Regions from separate parts of the Homo sapiens genome. Here region 1 is linked to region 2. Evidence: chromatin loops called from intact Hi-C (ENCODE). Cell type or tissue: heart left ventricle. All regions are shown on one strand. Links, peaks and the distances in the headings refer to the core of each region. The heading gives the core; the rest is flanking DNA. Region 1 has its middle 6.8 kb from the start of GDPD5. Region 2 overlaps ARRB1 (arrestin beta 1).

Evidence for each region. Peaks named below come from ENCODE experiments on the same cell type or tissue, not always from the same donor. Only the 100,000 strongest peaks of a DNase experiment are listed, where the experiment ranks them.
Region 1: a loop joins it to region 2, with 4 times the contacts of the local background. A loop is called at or near these places in 60 of 110 quality-filtered maps.

Annotation. Positions count from the first base shown.
Region 1 is chr11:75,527,638-75,537,900 of GRCh38, forward strand. No RefSeq gene overlaps it. Among named protein-coding and RNA genes, the nearest start is that of GDPD5, 6.8 kb to the left of the region's middle. RefSeq lists enhancers at 4,011-4,827, 9,835-9,884, 10,045-10,114, silencers at 4,785-4,864, 9,345-9,845 and a cis regulatory region at 6,587-7,773. In heart left ventricle, for the core only: a CTCF peak has its summit at 4,921 (motif pointing left); a DNase peak (open chromatin) is centred at 4,884.
Region 2 is chr11:75,276,785-75,287,047 of GRCh38, forward strand. ARRB1 (arrestin beta 1) reads right to left here. Exons shown (of 16, transcript NM_004041.5): 4 at 7,451-7,495; 5 at 6,503-6,699; 6 at 5,178-5,237; 7 at 4,291-4,358; 8 at 1,825-1,960; 9 at 580-664; 10 at 55-127. Among named protein-coding and RNA genes, the nearest start is that of TPBGL, 41 kb to the left of the region's middle. RefSeq lists enhancers at 1,094-1,594, 3,177-4,052. In heart left ventricle, for the core only: CTCF peaks have their summits at 3,543 (motif pointing right) and 3,752; DNase peaks (open chromatin) are centred at 3,607 and 4,157; H3K27ac peaks cover 631 bases.

The sequences.
Region 1 (10,263 bases), core at 3,793-6,292, 250 kb after region 2:
TAGGCAAGTTGGGCCCAGGAAGTTGGGACTGGTCTCTGGAGCCTGAGGGCTGGGAGAAGGCAGTTTTGCCTTTACTTGTTGAACTTGACGCTAAGAAACCTTGTGGCCCTTCCCTCTGTCCAGAGCCCTCTCTGGCTCCCGGTTGCCAGCATGACCAAGCCCTACATCCCTAGCCTGGCGTTCCAGCCCCTTTGTTATTGCTCTCTGCCTGCTGACTCCACCAGCCTCATCTCCCCATTGCTTACTTCCCTCTCTACTTGCGCCAACTTCTCTCAGCTCCATCAGCAAGCAGGATGCATTCTGTCTCCATGCAGTTGTCTCCTCCATGTGTTGCTTTGCTGTTCCCCTTCTCTCTGGAGTTAATTCTCATTTCTCTGCTGGGCTGAAGGGCAGAACCTCTAGGCCAAATGCTCATCTGTTCTCTTCACTGCTGTATCCCCAGAGCCTAGCACGGAGCCTGGCACATAGTAGGTGCCAAGTAAACAATTGTTGAATAAATGACCCATCTCTCATGAGATTTATCAAGATTTATCTCCACCAAGATTTATCACCACCTCCGAGAAGCCTTCCTGAACTCCCCCAGGCTGCCTGCCTTTGGTCTGGGCTCCCTCAGCTTGAAGGTTCTGTAATGATTGATTTCCATGTCTGGTTTCCCTCCCACCCGCCACCATCCAGCCTGGTACATGGCCTGCCCTTGTGAGATCTCGGCACTGGGAGATGAATGAGGCTCTCAGAGAGTTCTCTGGCTGCCCCTGCTGCGAGAGCCTCCTTAGCTGGGTCAGATGAGCAGGATGTCAGAATAAAAGGAGATTTTCAGAACAGACCCTCCATGACCCCTGAGGCGCTGGGGGTGTGTGAGGGGGAGGCATGCCCAAGGTCGTCAGGAGGTGACTAGCAAACAGGTCTCAAGACACCCACATTTGCCCTCTGGCCACTCTTCCAAAGGGGAGGGAGTCTTGTGAGCTGGGGAATCTGGCCTTTTGGTGGCCAAGGAGTTCCATGAAGCATGACAGAGGTGGTCATGGTGGCTGGTCTGGGCGGTGGTCGAGGGTGAGGCTACACGGAAACATTAGCCTTTTCTGCCTGATGCCCTACTTCTCCCAAGAACCTTCTACCTTCCTTACATTCTTCTCACCGGAGGCAGCAGCTTCAGCTTCGGGCCCCAGGGCTGTTAAACGCAGCTCCTCCCATTCTTATGGCAGATAGACATTCACTTTCACGTCTACATTTATATTAGTATTTTGCAGTTTTTCTTAAACAGGGCCACTGAATTGTATGAGGCTCCACACCCCTGGAGATCTACTTCCAACAAATCCTTCCACTGCGTCCATATATGCAGGTCCTGTGTGAGGCGTTGGCAGGGACGCTCTGCCCTCCTGCAGCTCCCTGTCTGGTGGGGTGATTGGGCTCCACTGAGCTCATTGAGCCCTCAAAATGCTTCATGCCTTCCTACCCCTCTGCCTCCGTCCCTGCCAGCCTGGAGTCCTTTCCCTGTCCCTCCTGCCTGCATGTGTCCCGCTTGCCTAGTGGATTTTCTCCATCCTTCAAGGCCCTTCTCACAAGCTGATGCCTCTGAGAACCCTGCCCACTTCTCCCAGTGACAAGCACAGCCTCTTCCTTTGGAGCCTGTGGCACCGAAGGCCCTTTGCCTCTTCTGATGCCTTTGGATCTGGGCTGCTGTTGATGGGTCAATTTTCCCACCAGATTATGAGCTTTTGGAGGGCAAGGGGTGGAGTCTGATTTCTCGCTGCCCGAGTCCCTCATTCACCAATGTTTCCTGAGTTGGACCAAGTCCTATACCAAACATTGGGTATCCAGGGATGGGACAATCAGATGAGAACCTGCCCTCATCATCGAGGAGCCCCCAGTCCCAGAGCTGTCTGCATGGAAATGTGTACCAAGTGCTTTCTGAACAGAGGAGGCTGCCTGATTCAGCTGGAGGAGGGCAAGCTGGGTCAAGGGCAGCTTCACAGGGAGGGTGACACTTGGGTATTTAAGAAGCAGAACTTATCAAGATAAGGAGGGAAGCGTCTTCTGGGCAGACGGAACATTGAGCGCAAAGGCATGAAAGTGGGAATGGGCAGGTGGAGGGTGAGAAGTTAGTGTATTTAGGGCAACAGAAATGACGGAGGGAGAAGTGGGTTGCACAACAGAGCAGTTAGAGCACAGACTCTGGAGCCACATGGCCTAGGTTCGAATCCTGACACTACCAAGTGCTAGCTCTGTTGTTACTCAGTGCCTCAGTTTCCTTATCTGTAGAGTGGGGATAATCCCAGTACTTACTTTGTAGGATATTTATAAGGATTAAGTGAGTTAATTTTTGTAAGGCACCTAGGGTAGTGTTGATGACACACGTAAGTTCCTAGTGAGTGTTAGGTAAATGAGGGGGAGCCGGAGAGGCCATGATAGGTGGGGTTCATGTTTGGAATTTATCTGGAGGACATTGGAGCATTAGCAAGGAGGGAGTGTGAAGGGGAGTGGGAAGCTTGGCTTGGACCCAGCCTGCTCTGCCCACTCACGCACATCCAGAGGGCATCCCTGGGACCCCCACCTGCCTGCCCCTCCTGCTCTCTGGTCTTCCACTGCCCTCAGTGGCCCTGTGGCCTCAACTAACCTCAGCTGATGTATAACAGGGCTGTAGGAGCTGGGGCCACACCTACCCCAGTACACCTGGGGGAAACTTTATGTTCCAGTTTATTGCCAAAGGAGGTCAAGTAGGGGTCCCGAGGGGATCCGGGACACATGTGCAGGGTGAGCATCTGAGCTGTAGCCTGGCTTAACGCATGGTGGATTTGGTAAGAGTGTGTATGTGGAATGGGGAGTGGAGAGGGGCTGGAGGCACTTGCCTGGCCTGGAGAGCTGGTTGGATGTAGGGCACTGTGGGCTGTGATGCTGTGGGCTTGGGAGCCAGGTGCACATCCTGGCCCAGTCACCTTCCCTCTCTGTGCCTGAGATTCCTGTGGGTAAAAGGGAGATGAAAATAGTAGCTCCTTCAGGCCGGTTAGCTCAGTTGGGAAAAAAAAGAAAAAGAAAATAGTGGCTACTTCAAAGGTGGTAAGGATGAAAAGATCAAATGTTCAGTCAGTGAGGCCTGAGGTACATGGTGTATATCTGGGAGACCAAAATCAATTCTGTAGTACCAAGGCCGAAAGGTCAAGAGAGACTGTGGCTGGAGAGCCAGGCAGAGGGACGTGCCACACAAGGTCTTAGTCAAGAGTTGGCCTCTGTGCTGAGGGTGGAGGGGAGCCATGGGAGGGTTTCACAGGGACAACAAGGTCATATGTGCTTCTCAGAGATCACTGAGGTAGACAGACTGGGGCCTGTGTTAAGAGTCAAGGTGACAAGGAGAGGCGCGGGTCTGAGCCTGGGCCCCGGCTGTGGCCCAAGTGGGTGGGAGGCATCCCAGAACATCTACAGGGAAAGAGGCTCGAGCTACTGATTTGTGTCCACGTAGGGCAAGAGTGAGCTAGAAATGCCTGGGTGACTCCCAGGGCCCAGCTGGTGGTGCCATTTCCTGGGGTGGGGAGCCTGGAGATGCAGGTATGGGGAAAGGTGATGATGTGGCTTGGGGACACAGTGAGTTTGAGGGACCATTGGGAGATACATGGGATATTCCTCGGTAGAGCTCTGGGGGGCGGGGCCGGGCTTGAGTCCACCTCTTGGGAATGGACAGCCTTTGGGAGGAGAGGCTGAGTAGCCCCTGGGAGGGAAGCGTGGCTCACCACGGATGAAAACCAACAGGGAGGGGATGGGCAGGGGCAGGGGCCTGAGGAGGAGCCCTCTGAGGGGAAGAAGAGGACAGAGGGGAGCAGACAGTGAGAGGAGAGTGTGCAGGGAGAGGTTAGCCAGGGCCGGGAGGGCCAGGATGGAGGTGTCCCCTGGGGTGGGCCATTGGGACTGTGGGTGACTTGGGAAGGGTGATGTGCATAGGGTGGGAGGCAGGAGCAGGGGCTCACTTGGTGACATGGTGGACAGCCCCTTTCAGGGCAGCTGGCAGGGCAACATGGTTGGATGGCAGCTGGCGGGGAAGGCAGAGGCAGAGGAGGGTTTTGGTTTTGGTGTTGGTTCCTGGAGGAGGGCTTCAGTTAAAGCTCTGTGAATAAGGGAGGGGCAGGAAGCTGACCTGGGACTGAGGAGAGGCTGTATTTGGGGGTTGGGGGTGAGGACCACAGTGGGGACAGGAGAGACAGAGCTGAAGCAGCCCCTTCTCACTTCGTAGAGGGGGCTTTGGGAAATGTCTGTGTCAAGTTAATAAAAAATGATATCATGGCTGGGTGGGGTAGCTGACACATGTAATCCCAGCACTTTGGGAGGCCAAGGCGGATGGATCACTTGAGGCCAGGGGTTTGAGACCAGCCTGGCCAACATAGTGAAACCCCATCTCTACTAAAAATACAAAAATTAGCCACGTGTGGTGGTGCATGCCTGTAGTCCCAGCTACTTGGGAAGCATGAGGCATGAGGTGGAGGCTGCAGAGAGCTGAGATCGTGCCACTTCACTCCACCCTGGGAGACCCTGTCTCAAAAAAAAAAAGATACCTGACCCCCTTTCTCATTCTCCTGGATCACTGTTCAGGCTCCAGTCTTGCAAGGCTGGGGAGCTTCACATTCCTTTCTGACCCCAGATCCTGGAAGCTTCCTCTCCCACCAGGTCTTGTCGCCAGCCAGTGGGAATAACCGAGGTCACCATAATGCCATGCTGACCCTTCCCCAGAGCCTTTGGATGCTCACTAGAAGAACTATCTGCTTTGTCCCCACCATTGTCAGTTGCCGGGGACTGCTTCCCTCCAACCCCCACCATGAACTTGCCAGATTGATTTCTGTGTCGCAGCACAGGGTGTGGCCACACCCAGTAGGCACTCAATACCTTTAACTGTAGAAATGCAGAGGGAATGCCTTCATTTGGCTGCCTCTGCTGCCCCCTGCTGTCTGAGACTGGTTGGTACAACATTAAAGGGCTGGTTCTGGAACTTAATGGTTTCGGGACCCCTTTTCTTGCCTAAAAATTATTGAGGACCCCAAAGAACATCTGTTTATACGTTTTATGTCTATTGGTATTTACAGTAATATAAATTTAAATTGATATGTTTTTAAAATATTCATATTATATGATTAAAATAATAAATGTAGTGTAACAACATATTTTTAGAAAAAATATTTCCCAAAATAAAAAATTAATGAGAAAAGTGGCATTATTTTATATGTTTACAAATTTCTTTAATGTCTTGATAGAAGACAGCTGGATTTTCAAACACACTTCTGCATTTAATCTGATGCAATATGTTGTTTTAAGTGAAGTTTATGAAGAAAATACAGGCTTACGCAAATACATAGTTGTAAAAGGGATATGTTAACAGCCCTTTCAAATAATTGTGGCTATTCTTTTTTTTATTTTTTAGAGGCAGGATCTTGCTCTGTTGGCCAGGCTGGAGTGCAGTGGCATGATCATAGCTCACTGTAACCTCAAACTCTTGGGCTCAAGTGATCCTTTCACCTCAGCCTCCCAAGTAGCAAGGACTACAGGTACTCACCACCACACTCAGCTCATTTTTCTTTTTTTTGGTACAGATGGGGTCTCACTATGTTGCCCAGGCTGGTCTTTTCCTGGCCTCAAGCAATCCTCCTGCCTCAGCTTCCCTAAGTGCTGGGATTACAGGTGTGAACTACTGAGCCTGGCTATTCTTTTTTGATACTAGCCAAAACTTGACAAGTGCTGTTTTTTTTTTTTGAAGGTTAGTTGTGATTAGAATCTGAAATCTAGCCGGGCGCAGTGGCTCATGCCTGTAATCCCAGCACTTTGGGAGGCTGAGGTGGGTGGATCACGAGGTCAGGAGTTCGAGACCAGCTTGGCCAATATGGTGAAACCCCGTCTCTACTAAAAATACAAAAATTAGCTGGGCATGGTGGCGCCTGCCTGTAGTCCCAGCTGCTCGGGAGGCTGAGGCAGGAGAATCTCTTGAACCCGGGAGGCGGAGGTTGCAGTGAGCCAAGATTCTGCCACTGCACTCAGTCTCAAAAAAAAAAAAAAAAATCTGAAATCCTATCAATGAAATTTTTATGTTCAATTACATTAAAATACATTAGACTCTTTCGCATTTTGGATATATCTTTTGCCCAAGCATGATGTTATAACTTAATGCACTGGCTGTTTGGAAAAAAATGGTTCACCAAGTTATGCAGGTCTTTCAAATATTGACAAATATTAGTATACTATGTTTTAAAAATCACATTAGTTAATATCAACACCGATCTCATCAGAGAAGTCTTTAAGTATTGGGAAGCTGCCAAGGTCACAGTGGTGAACACAAGGTTTCTAAAATTCCAATTTTCACTTGAGCTTGGGTTTCATCATTAGCAATAAATACTGTCAGTTTGCTGTGAAATGACAGATTCATTTTATTCATTCTTGAGAAAATGTCTGCCAGAGACTCAAGTCTGCATAAGCATAATTTATCTGTCAGTATTTCTTTCAGGTCAAAATGGTGTTCCATGAAAAAAAAAAAGTGACTAGTTAAGCTCACAGTTCAAACAAGTGCAAATGCTTTTCTGGAGACAACCATTGTGCTGCATCGGATATGGCAGAAGTGCTCTATGTTGCTTCCCAGAATATTAAAAAGATGTATACTCAAGGACCAGTATATTGTGAATGGGATCATTTTTATTGCTGCATCAAAGACTTTCCTGGTCGATGTTGGCAGTGTTTTCCTATGAGGGCGTGGCAGTGAAAAATGCGATGACTTCCTGTACATCGCATTGGAGGCCGCCACGTTGGCTTTTGCACCGTCAGGGAAATGTCAACCCAGCAAAAAAGGCAAATGATGCCTTAGTCTCATTATGAAAAGAGTTTTGACCTTGCAGACTTCCCCAGCAGGGTCTGTACTTGGCATTCATGTTTTAATTTAACGTTCTCATACCAGAAGCAGGGCTCAGTCACCCTTGACACAGTTTCCAATACTATGCCCCACCCGAATGGCTCCAGCTGGTGGCTGGAGATAAAACTTAGAGGCTTCTCTCCCACCTAGCAGGCTGGCTCCTGGCCTTCCCGCTCTCTCCTTTAAACGGACCATTCAGACATGAGCTTGTCAACTGGAAGTGACCACCTCTCAGTCACAGTGTGACCAACTGGAACTAGTGCCTGCTTGCTTTAAACCTACCAATTAAAGCTCCCTGAGGGAAAGCTGGACACCCTCGACCCAATATAGGCAGTGGCCCATGGGTCTTGTCTCTTCCTGCCTGCACTCCCTGACGTGTGTGTGTGTGTGTGTGTGTGTGTGTGTCCGTGTGTGAGAGAGAGACAGAGACACCTCTGTTGTGCCCTCCAGGGTGTGTAAGTACTAAACATTTTTACACTTTCACACTGTGGTTTTATCCCCTGAAGGTGAGGCCACTGAAGGACCCATGCAGGTGGGTCCCCTCCCTACTGGCGCTCTTTTTTTTTGAGCCCCTCCACTGTTGGGAACAGCTACCAGTTAAGTTGATAGAGTTTCCTTCAAAACATAGCCCTGACACCCTCTCAGAACAGAGGGGCCTCCTTATCTCCAGGAGCAGCAGGGGAGGGGGAAGGAAGAGGAGAGTTGAGAGAAGACACCTGCCCCTCTCATCATGTGCTTAAGAGGCACCCATGGGCACTGTTCAGGGCCGAAAATTAGAAATACCCCAACCAGCCAGTACCATGGGGGTGGTGATAGGAACCCTGGCTTCCTAGAATAACTCAGTTCCAGGAACCTGTGCTGAGGGCCCAGTCCATGCCAGACCTGAGGCTGGCACTAGAGATGCAAAATGCAATCAGACCCTGCCCCCTCCCCTTGAGGAGTGTTCAGTTTAGTGGGGGAGAGAAGGGTGCCACATCAGTAATAAAAACAGACCCCTTTATTTTTGTTAACTTTACCAAATGAAATTTTATAAATTCAAAGTGCCATCTACTGCTTCCTCCCGGGTTCTCTTCTTTCCCCCAGCACCCCTGCCCCCCAACACCAGGTTCTCTTCTGTAACACTCAACGCGAGGGTCCGAGGCTTCATTCTTGAAGTCAGTGAGACCAAGAACCCTCCAATTCCGGACACAGCGTCACCCTTATTATACAACAGGCTGTTTTCCTATGCTGTCCAAAACTGCATCGATTCCCCCTAAAGCCGCTCCTTCAGTATTCTCCATCTCTGTGACAGATCCCAACATCCTAGACATCACCCCCTATAGCCCGTCAGTCACAGAGATGCAGGGAAGGGAATTCTAAAGCTACTGGAGGCCAGGCATGGTGGCTCACGCCTATAAGCCCAGCACTTTGGGAGGCCGAGGCGGGCGGATCACTTGAGGTCAAGAGTTCAAGACCAGTCTGACCAACATGGTGAAACCCCGTCTCTACTAAAAATACAAAAATTAGCTGGGCCTGGTGGCGCGCGCCTGTAATTCCAGCCACTCGGGAGGCTGAGGGATGAGAATCACTTGAACCCAGGAGGTGGAAGTTGAGGTGAGCTGAGATTGCACCACTGCACTCCAGCCTGTGTGATGGAGTGACAGAAAGGGAGGGAGGGAGGGAGGGAGGAAGGAAGGAAGGAGGGGAGGAAGAGAACAAAAGAAAAAAAGAGAAAGCAAGCTAGCTACTGGAGTGTCCAGGCTCCCAACTCTGGAGTTTCTATCTCCTGAACATCTAAACATTTTTCCATCCACTCCTTGACCCTGTGGCTCCCATAATCACCTCCAAGGCCAGTGCCCATCATGTCAGCCTCTTCGGTGCTCTCCCTGCCTCCTCTCTTGCCCTCTCCTATCCACTTCCCACTATTTCAGATCTGAGCACAGCATTCTCTTGATTAAAACTCCTCAGTGGCTCCCCTCTCTTGGCTCTCAGCAGCACATGCTGGGCCCTCTACACCCAAGTCAACCTGGAAGGCACAGCTCCCGTGTCTCCTCCTCCAGGAAGCCTCCCTCTGACCATGAGGTGGGCCTACCATCTGGGAAAGGTGGAAGGGAAGGAGGGATTAAGTAGAAAGAGCCTCAGACTGCACTGCAGCTCCGAGAAAGCCTCAGCCAGCCCAGTGGGGAGGCCAGAGCACAAATTAGCTGTTAGAGGCTGGGCGTGGTGGCTCACACCTGTAGTCCCAGCTACTTGGGAGGCTGAGGCAGAAGGATCGCTTGAGCCTGGGAGGCGGAGGTTGCAGTGAGCTGAAATTGTGCCATTGTGCTCCAGCCTGGGCCACAGAGTGATACTCTGGCTCAAAAACAAACAAACAAAACAAAAACAAACAAACAAACAAAAAACAGAGGAGACATCTGCTGGGCAGAAACGGCCAGACCTCCTTCTCCCACTGAGCTGAGTCATTGGCTAGGGCTGCCCAAGGAGAAAGTGGCCTTGTCAGGAACACAGCAGTAGATCCCAGGGTGTTGCTGCTGGGATCTGTTGCTAACGACACTCCTGCTCTACACTCTCTTAAAGGAAGATCTGAGTGGCAAACCTCCATGGCTTGATGGATGTTAAAGTTGGAAGGAATTTAAGAGATGCTCTAGGCCAGCCGCTGTCACATTTTACAGATGAGAAAACTGAGGTTGGCCAGAGGAAGTGACTTGCCCAAAGCCACCCAGCATGTAAACCAATATGCAAACCCAGGTTCTGACACCCAAGTCTGCGCTCTTCTGAATCATTGCTGACTCAGAGTCACAGTGGGGCTAGAGGGCAGTGGGAGGAGAGTGGCAAGGTATGACTTCAGGACGCGGCTCAGGTGTCACTTCCTCACAGAAGCCCTGCCTGGACCCAAGCTCTTCTCTGGGCTCCCCGAGGCCTCTATCCACTCATTTACCAGTCAGTTCTGTGAATGTCAGCTTGTGTGTCTGCTTCCATGAGGCCATGTCCCCAGCACCCAGCATGGGACCCGGAACATCGTGCTACATGTGAAGGTACACGCCTCTGGTTTCTACTGCCCTCTCTGGCAGCTCAACCCTCCAGGACAGAAGAGCAATCGGTTCCGCTATTCGTTGCTTCCTTCCTTTCTTCCTGCTTTAAATAAATGTATACTGAGTGATTACTTCATACAGTCCTGGGGACACAGCGGTGAAAAATTTTGCCTTCATGAAATTTACTTTCTAGTAGAGGGAGGTAGACAATAAGCAAAACAAATACAAGGAGTGGTGTATTAGATGGGATACATGCTATGGGCAAAAGAAAGAGCCTCAGAGACAGAGGAGACCAGGAGGTGTCAGCGAGGACACTTGCCACTTAGAGGAGTCAAGGAAGCTGACGTTTGAGTAAAAGCCTGAAGCAGATGACAGGTGTGA
Region 2 (10,263 bases), core at 2,541-5,040:
TCTCTTTTTCCCACCCAATCCCATACGCCCAAGGCCAGACTTGTGCCCACTTACTCAGCCTCTTCCATGGCAACAGGGCACTTGTACTGAGCTGTGTTGAAAAGGCAGATGTCTGCATACTGGCGCACTAGGGAGGGAGAGGAATCAAGGTGGAGTGAGTCGGGAATGTAGCTCCCATGGAGTCTCACAGGCGTCCCCGGGTTGGGGATATTCAGCCCCAGGCAATGGCCAGAGGCCACCAGTGGGGACTTCTGCATAAGACCACCCCTGTCTTACATCCAAAGGGTAGCCCCAAACACACCCATTTCCTTCCATAACCAAAGCCTTCCCCTCAAGGACAGCTTTGTCCAGAACCCAAGAAACTGAAGAGGTGGCTTAAAGAGCAAACTCATTACCTAGCCAATAAGCAGCCTGCCTTACCCAACTCAAAAGCTTTGCCCTGTGGCTCAGAGCAGGCCCTGGGCTTCAGTGGCTATTTTTTATACAAGGCTGTTAACAAGGGGAGATACTTCAGCCACCCCCAGCCCTTGGGAAGATTGCCTCTCGCTGTCCCCTAAGCTGACCCTCTGTCTGGGATACCTGAGATCTTGATCTTCTTCACCGTCTTGTTGGTGTTGTTGGTGACGTGGACGTTGACGCTGATGGGTTCTCCATGGTAATAGATCTGGGGGGCATAAGAAGGGACGGGGTTGGCTGGGAGGACAGCAAGGTTCTAGGGAAAGGGGAGGGAGAAAAGCCCCCACGCGATCTTCTGGGGTTCCCCAGACCTTGCGCAGACCTTCAGAAGGGTCTGCTGCTCCCATCTGAAGTCCATCACATCCCTCAGGTTCATGCCCCCTCTGCCACTCCTTTAGGCCCAAGAGGCTTCTCCGAATCCCCCAAGGCATTGTGACATTTGCCCCAAGTTCATCAGCCACTTCCCACTGCTGCTAAGGTGGCATGAAAGCCACCAAGCACATTAGCCTTCAGTTCCCTGGTGGGACCCTTGAAAGATAACGGAATTGGAAGGTGATAGTCCTGGGCTCCAGCCCTGGCTTGGCCAGCAGTAATTGTGACAACAATAACAACAATAACATTGACGATGATGAAAGCAGTGTGACCGTGGGTAGGTTATCTAAGCCTCAGGGTCTCCCTCTGTGCAACGAAGGGGTTGGACTAGGTGATGTCTGAAGTCCCTGCCAGCTCTAAATTCTGTCCACAGAAGGATCTGGAAGAAGCAGGGAAAGGTGAGGATGGGCTCACCAGCTCACTGAGGGAGCCAGCTCTGAATCCCTACAAAAAGACCTCAACTTGCATCTTGCCCCAAGGCACTTCCCTTCAGCCATGCCCCGAGAGAGAGGGGGTGCCCACACCTTGAGGAGGGGCCAGCCTAAGCTCACAGCAGTCAGCTGGGTTTGATTCAGAGTTTGAGGGGAGGCCCTTCCTTCTGCAGGGCTTGTCGCCCTGACGCTCAGTGTTTGGCAGGAAGGTCACGGCCCCCCACCGTGCCCCCTCTGCAATGCTGGTTGACCTTCAGCACTCGGCCTGAGGCAGGCAGCTGGTGGAGGTGTGGGGGAGATGTCCAGGACCTTCAGGAAGGTCTGCTCCTCACTTCGGAAGTCCATCACATCTCTCAAGTTCATGCCCCCTTTGCCACTCCTTTAGGCCCAAGAGGCTTCTCCAAATCCCCCATGAGAGGTCTCAGATTCCCTGACCCCTGTGGTCCTTGGGCTGGGGATAGAAGCTCCTACCTGAGGCATCCTTGCAGGCCAGGAGAGAGCTGGGATCTGAGGCCCAGGCCCTGGTGGAGCAGCCCCCACCCCCTGCCAAGTCCGAGCCTCCTACCTCCTTATCCAGAGAGGCTTCTAGGTGCAAGGGCTTGTCCGACATGAGGAACTGCCTGGTGGTCTCGGCTGTGGGCTGGGGGCCAGGCCTCTCTGGGGCATACTGAACCTTCCGGATGACCAGACGCACAGAATTCCTAATGGAGATGGGCGGAGTGAAAGAGGACCAGGGTCACCTGCCTTCATCCCCTCTCCTTGCGAGCCTCACATCATTCTCCTGCTCAAGAGACTGGCATGGCTCTCCATCACCTTAGAATCCAGCCAAACTGCAGAGATCAGCATAGGGGTCTGTCACCATCTGGCTCCATTCCATCCTCCCCTGTTCTGTCCCAGAAGTGCCCTGTGGCTGCACTTCATTTGGTCCTGGTACCCAGCAGGATGCTGAAACAGGGACTACATTTTTCACCTCCTGCTTCCCTATGTCACCAAATAGGTAACATTGTCACTTCCTGACTCCCTATGTCACCATACACAAATAGTGTCCCTCTGTCATCTATTTTGGTGACATAGGACACTATTTGTGTAAGTTCTTTAAGGACAGAAATTTGTGTCTAAGGTGTTCACAGCTGTACTCTCAGCACCTATGACTGTGCCTGCCATATAATAAACAACTGCCAGATATCTATTATGTAAAACTATGCAGAGGGGACAGCGGTCTCAAGAAGAAATGGGGCTTGGGGAGGCGTTGGGGTTCAGGGAGGAGGCGTGGATTCAGTCAGGGGGATGCAAGCCAGTGAAGGGGACAAGCCCAGGGAGGGGAGAAGGCCCATGGATGAGACTGGCTCCATGAAGATTACAGGGGATCAGGGAGCAAATGAGGATCTGGTGAGGGAGGGGGACTTGGTGAGGCCGTCTCTGTGGCATGCTGGGAATGCCGGCATCTCCGTTGCTCAGATAAGCTGCCTCCATTGCCTGTAACCAGGGAGCCAGGGTCAAACTCCCAGCTCTCCTCTTACTAACTATGTGGCCCTGGGTACATTAACCTCTCTCTGCCTCTGTTCCCTAATCTGTAAAGGGTGATGACAGAAGGACCTACCTCTTTTTCTCCTTTTTAAATTTTTATTAATTTATTTATTTTGAGATGGAGTCTCACTCTGTTGCCCAGGCTGGAGTGCAGTGGCGCAATCTCAGCTCACTACAACCTCTGCCTCCCAGCTTCAAGCAATTCTCCTGCCTCGGCCTTCTGAGTAGCTGGGGTTACAGGCATATGCCACCACACCTGCCTAATTTTTGTATTTTCAATAGAGATGGGGTTTCACCATGTTGGCCAGGCTGGTCTGGAACTCCTGGCCTCAAGTAATATGCCTGCCTTCGGCCTTCCAGAGCTCTGGGATTACAGGTGTGAGCCACCACGCCCAGCAAGGACGTACTTCTTAGAGCTGCTGTGAGGATTAAATTAGTTCATACAGCCCAGCACTGTAAATGGTGTCTGGCACCTAATCAGCCCTTGATAAATGATAGCTTCTATATCATTATTATTAGTAACTCCTTGGTGTGGATTTTAAATGTCCCATTGGTGGTAGGGTGAGAGGGGTGGCTCTCGATGTCACCTCCTCTTTCTTGTGCTTACCAAGCCTCCTCCCACATCCCACAGCACCCTTCCTCTTCCCTGGTCTCAGGTCTTAAGAGGAAAAGGGAGACAGAGAAGCAAGGGAGAAAAGTCCCATCTCCTCACACACAGCTGCCAGGGCTGCAGATGCAAATGCATGCAATACACCCTATAGCCACCAGGTGGCAAACTCAGCCCACGCCCTAAAAAGGCTGCTGTGCCCTCAGCCAACCTCCTCTGGGACCAGTGCCTCTGGATGCAGGCACATCAGCGTCGAGGGCCCACCAGCTATTCCAGGAGGCAGACAGAGCACAGCCCGACCCAGGAGGGGCAGGCATGAGACATCCGGGCCAGCTGTTTCTGGCTGCCAGCCTGGGCTCTCTGTCTGCCCGGGCTGTTCTTCTCCAGAGAACGCTTCCCATCTCTTAGATGTGGGCCGACCTCCCTGTCACTCTCCCCTGGATGGGTTCACTATCTCCACTTCCTCCTCACTTAGAAGCTGCCATTGACACACACTCCACTCCTGCTGAACGCCTCCCAGGAGGAAAACTGGAAAATGAGAATGGTCAGGAAACAGCCTGCTCACTGTTTAACACAATCTGAATTTAGGGTTTTTCCAAAACAAATTAAAAAGACATGCAGTCTGGAGGGGATGAAATGAGAGGCAGGGAGATGAGGGAGGAAGCTGCCACAATGGTGCAAAGGAGAAGATGCTGCAGCCTGAACCCAGGCAGTCGAAGCCACCTCCCCAAGGAAGCCCTCCGTGACCTCCCAGCTTCCAGAGTGCCCTTCCAAGGCTGGAATGTGCGCCCCTCCTCACACACTTCCAGGTATTGTTACTTATCTCCTCTTGGACTTTGCCCATCCTGTCTCCCTCCCTCACCCAGCAGGCGGCCCACACCCTGGCATCCTACTCACCGCTTGTGGATCTTCTCCTCCAAATTCTCCGCGCAGAAGGCTTTGACTTCATAGTCCACACCGCAAGCCTGTGGGGAAGGGGTCACTGACCACAGGGCCTTGGAGAAGCAGGGTCCCCAGTACACAGCCAGCCCACCTCTCATTTTACAAACGAGGACACTGGACAGGAACACCAAGCTCCCACAGCCCAGCCTTCCTTGGTCTGGAAGAAGCGGGGGAACGCCCTTGTGCTCAGCCCCAATGCTGTGCTGCCTCCTCCATCTGACATGGGACATCTCGAACCACCCAAACGGGGCTCTGCTCTTTGGATTCCTGCCTCAGTCTGGGTGGCCGTCCTCATCCAGGCAGCTGCCCAGAAATAGCAACAGGCACCTGAGCAGACTGGGGGCGCCTACTACTGTGTGCACACCCGGCCCTGGGTGGCTTATCCGGTATTCCTCTAACAAGACAAGGAGGCACGTGCTGTTATCTCCATCTTGCAGATGAGGAAGCTGGGCTCAAAGCTCTGGAGCTAGTGGTGTCACTTCTCTCCAACCCTCAGTTTCCCCATCTGTGAAATGGGGATGATCGCACTTTGATTCCAGGTTGCCAGGGGTTACATGAGGCCAGGTGTAGGTCCTCAGAACACTTTGGTCCTGTTGCAGCCAACGCCACCCAGGAGAGCCTCCAGACCCATCACTGAATGGGAGAGTGAGGCTGACCCCGTACCTGCTGCCCTGTCTGAAGAGAGACTGGTTGTCCAAGGTGGGACCAGCTTAGCCTAGACACAAAGACTGTTCAACAGGGAGAGTGGTCCTGTGTGTCCAGCACCTCCCAGGGAGAAAGCCAGGGACCTGGGGACATGAGACTCCTGGAGCCAGAGAGATGGTCCCCTTGGGGTGACCTACCTTCCCCGTGTCTTCGGGCCCCGGCTGCAGTGTCACAGAACATGGAAGGTTTGGAGGGATCTGTCAAGAAGAGGACAGAACGAGCCACCTGTCACATCCACCACTGTCCTGTCTCATGTATTGCAGCCCAGACACTCCCATACACCCATCAGACCAAGGGCCCCAGGGGACAGGCCATGTCTATCCCATCAGACCATGCCAAGCCATGCCCCATCTAAAACTCTTTAGATAAAGAGCTTTCTTTATCTAAAGGGTTTGGCCCAGCCCAGTCCTCGCAGCAATGGTTTAAATAGATCTTTCTATGATGTCTACTGTGGTTGGCAGAATAATGTTCCCCAAAGATGTCCACACCCTAATCGCCCAAACCTGGGACCTTAATGACAAAAGTGACTTTGCAGATCCAATTAAGGCCTTGAGATGGGGACCGTATCCTGGATGATTTTGGTGGGCCTAGTATAATCACAAGAGTCCTTAGAAGTGGAAGCAGGGGGCAGAAATGTCTGAGCCACAGTGATGGGATGTACAAAAGACTCAACGGCCACTGCTGGCTTTGACAATGGAGGAAGGCACTGTGAGCCAAGGAAAGCAATGCTGGAAAAGGTGGACGCTCCCCGAGGGCCTCCAGAGGAGCCAGCCCTGCCACGCCTCCATGGTAGCCCACTGAGACCTGTTTTGGGACTTCTGACCTCCAGAGCTGTAAGCTCATACATCTGTGTTGTTTTAATTGCTGCCGAGTTTGTGGCAATCTGTTTCAGCAGCCATAGGGAGCTAACATGTCTACGTAGAAAAGGTGACTCCATGACCCTCTCCACTCTCTCAGCCTCCAAGAAAGGGAGAGACCACACTGAATCTCAGAATCAGAGAGCCTAAGAAACTTGAGATTTTGAAATCCAGCATCTTAAAGTCTCTGATTTGAAAGGTGGTGGGGCAGACAGATCACCTACTTGCCATCCCTCTCTTGCGAGCTGGGTTGCTGCCGGGCAAGTGGGGAGCTGATCTGAGCGGGAAACCCCTTGCAGTGATGCAGGGTCCAGAAAGGGCTCTTTCTTTCTCTGAAGCCCCTTAGCACCCCCTTTCTCCCACCAATGACCTGGCCTCAGAAGGGTCTGAGGAGTAGCCCAAAGGTACAGGTGACAAACCCCAGCAGGGGCTGGAGAAGAGACACTTACCAGGTAACACAGGTGACAGTGCCCCAGGTCCCAGCATACACTGGGAAACTGGGTGGCAGGGAGCAGCTGACCCTCACCGCCCTCTTATGCCCACCCCAGAGGGCTTCCTAGAGGTGGCATTTCTGGAATGGGGCCCCAGGGATGGCAGTTCCTGACCTCAAAGGTGAAAGGGTAAGCGTGCTCGCCCAGCTTCTTGATGAGGCGTTCCTGCAGCCGCGTCAGGGGCTTCTTGTCCTCGGGGGCCGGTGGGAACGACTGTACGTTGGCCACAAACAGGTCCTTGCGAAAGGTCAGGCCCAGGACATCCAGGTCCTCCCGGCCATAGCGGAAGGCGCAGGTCAGCGTCACATAGACTGTGGGGAGCGAGGAGCACTGAGGAGGGGCCTGGGAGAGCAGCAAGCGAGCCCCCCAGAGTGCCGGCAGCAGCCCTGGGACGGGCCCCACTGGAGGCCCCAAGCCTGTCCCAAGCTCTGTGGGGATGGCTGCACTGTCTCCACCAGGAGGGCTGGTAGTGAGTACCGGAAGGATGCCATGGCCTGGCCCCTGGGAGGAGGAGGGGGCTGCCTGCTGAGCCAGCTCTGTCCTTCCCCCTCCCACCTCTCCCCAGGGCATATGTGGAGGGGTATGGAAACGGTCTGACAGGCTTGGCGGGGGCTGGAGTAGTCTGGCAGGCCTGGGGTGGGGGTAGGGGACCTGGGGAAGGAGCAGGGAGTTGTGGGGGCAGGGCAAGTGCTGGGTGGTATCTGGACGGCAAGCGTCTTGTCACAGCTCAGTCTGCACTCTTGTCTTCCTGCGCATTGATACTGCCCCGGTATCAATGTTCTGTTCTGTTAAAGAAGAACCTACTCCTACCCTGCTGGCATCCCCAGCCTTGCCACAGTCATGACATATTGATGTGAAAGTGCTCAGGGCATGGGGAAACCTTCTCCCAAAGTAAGCTTGGGGCAGGGCCGTCCCAGGCTGGAGGAGGCAACGGCATCTGTAGAGGTATTTGTTGGGGCTTTCAGGGGAACCAGTGGGGATGGGCAGGGAGTTCCTATGCTAGAGGTCCGGGGGGAAGAGGAGGCGGCCCTTGACAGGCTGGGGATGGGGGCCACAGCCTACCTCTCCGCTCTTTGAGATACTCAGGATCCACCAGGACCACACCATCTGGGGAAAGGACAGAGAGTAAGCGGCCTCTCCCAACCTGGTCTCCCAAACCTCTGTGCCCCAAACACCAGCCCAAGCCCAGATCCAACCATCTGTTCATCTAAAATCATCCTGAGAAAAATGGAAAGGCGGGCACCTAGAGGGTGGCACTGCCCACCTCCACCACGCTCCACCCTTCCCCCATCCCAGGCCAGTATAACAGACCCAGCTGGTGACTTTAGGCAGGTTAGAGACCATTTCTGTTTCTTCATCTGCTAGTAAGAATAATAACCTAGGTCCGAAACTCCTAGAACCAGGTATTCTTTGGAATTTAGAAATTGCGAAGTATAGAGAGGCAAAATGGGCCGGGCGTGGTGGGTCATGCACATAATCCCAACACTTTGGGAGGCTGAGGTGGGCGGATCACTTGAGGCCAAGAGTTCAAGACCAGCCTGGCCAACATGGTGAAACATCAACTCTACTATAAATACAAAAATAGCTGGGCATGGTGGCGGGCCCCTGTAGTTCCAGCTACTCGGGAGACTGAAGCAAGAGAATCACCTGAACCTGGGAGGCAGAGGCTGCAGTGAGCTGAGATCATCCCACTGCACTCCAGCCTGGGCAACAGAGCGAGACTCTGTCTCAAAATAAAATAAAATAAAATAAAATAGGCAAAATGGTACATGTTCCATATATTCTGTAATGACCTCTGCAAGATCTGTACCTTATTATTAAAGCCATTAATACCTCTGTAGGAAAACACAAATATTCTCACCAAGAGGCTAAATAAGGCATAAATAGCCTCGCATCAGTTTGGGTCAGGTTTGCCAATAAATGAATTCTGCATTAAACTTGGAAGCAATGTTAGGTTTTCAGAGCTTGGGCTTGGCACATGTGGATTGGGGGTTGTGATCTGCAGTGCCTCCCTCATGGGGCTCCCGTGACGACTGAATGGGTACATGTGTGAATGTGCATATGTGTACAGCGCTTAGACAGTGCCAAGCACTCGAGAGCACTCTGCAGATTGTGGAAGGCGCCTCAGTGCCCTGAGGCCTGCCCTTGGGGGCAGAGTCCAGCTGGACACAAAGGACATCTCTGCTCAGCACCCCAGGAGGCCAGAAACACTGGCTCAGGGTCACCCCCTTGGCTGACATCCCCTGTCTATCTTTGGCCAAACCTTTCTTTCCTCTCTCTCTCCCCCTACCCTCTAACCCATTGTCACTTCACTGCTGGTGGAAGAGGAGGGCCAGGATGGATCATCAATGTCCTGTTGGGCAGGCCAGTGGGCTTGGACTTGTGTGCAGGTTTGGTGGGGAACCGGTAAGCATAGGGAGGGTGTGATCAGATCAAGCCAAATGGCAGCGTCACTATGGGAGAAGAATCTCTCACAGTGAGTCCCTGATCAGCTCTGCACAGTGCCCCAGAGTTCTCGGGGATACCAGGGCTCACAAGGGGCCTGGCACAAAGGGGGTGCTCTGTGAACACCTGCTGAACAGCTCTCAGGGTGCCTGCGTGTGTTGGGGGCTGGTTTCCTGCCCCTGTCCTCTCCCAGTCTCTGGGCCACCTCTGCTGCTGTCCTTAGTAGGCCAATGGACATGGACAACCCTGGCCTCAGAGGGCCCACTGGAAATGACAACATGAAGCAGCCACAGATGAACACCAGGATGCCTGCTCCCGGCCTCTGAGAGGCCACCTCAGGGAGAAGATGCCAATGGCAAAGGGACACTGAGCTTCAGAAGACACCAAACAGCATCCCAGGCAGGGCTGGAGGGGAGAATTGGGGGTGTTCTGCTCTAGGCCATGAAGGGCTCTGCTGACAGCCCCCTGGCCCTGGGAGCCCAGGGTCCCCAGGTCTTCCTCCTGGTGAGCTGAAGCCTGCAGCCGGGCTCGCTTCCTTGGCTCAGGAACCACACAAATCACTCCTGCCCTGGACCCAGGACAGCCCACAGGGACATGATGGGAAAGGCCATACTAGGCCTCACTTTGATTTGCTCATCTTTTTTTTTTTTTTTTTTTTTTTTTTTTTTCTGAGCCAGAGTCTTGCTCTGTCACCCAGGCTGGAGTGCGGTGGCATGATCTCGCTAACTGCAACTCTGCCTCCTGGGTTCAAGCGATTCTCATGCCTCACCCACCCCAGTAGCAGGGAATACAGGTGCATGCCACCATGCTCGGCTATTTTTTTTTTCTGTATTTTTTAGTAGAGATGATATTTCACCATGTGGGCCAGGCTGGTCTCAAACTCCTGACCTTGGGTGATCCACCTCCCAAAGTGCTGGGATTACAGGCGTGAGCCACCGCACTTGGCCTAAAGACATTTTTAGTTGGCCTAACTGGAGCGTGAGGTACTCTGGGCATCGAATGAGTAGAGACCAGGGATGTGGCTATCCAGCCTATAACACACAGGACAGGCCACACTAACAAAGAACTATCCAATCCAAAATGTCAAGCATGCAGAAATTGCAAAACCCTGAACTTGAACAAGAACTTGGAAGGTGCCTTCAGCCACAGCCCAGCTTCTAGCAGGAACCCCATGTACATGAGGACAGCCCCCATTTCACAAGTCCTAAGAAGGGTTCTCCCTCTGTCTCCCACTCTTTGCCATCACAAGGAAGCAGAACAAAGAGTTTTGCAGACTCTGCCAGGTTTGAACCGGGCTCCTCTATCTACTCACTCTATGACCTGGAGTAAGTCACTGAGCCACTCTGTGCCTCATTCTCCTTGTCTGGAAAGCAGGGATAGTCATCATAGCCACCCCCACTGTCTGCTACATGACACGCCTTATAGTAAGT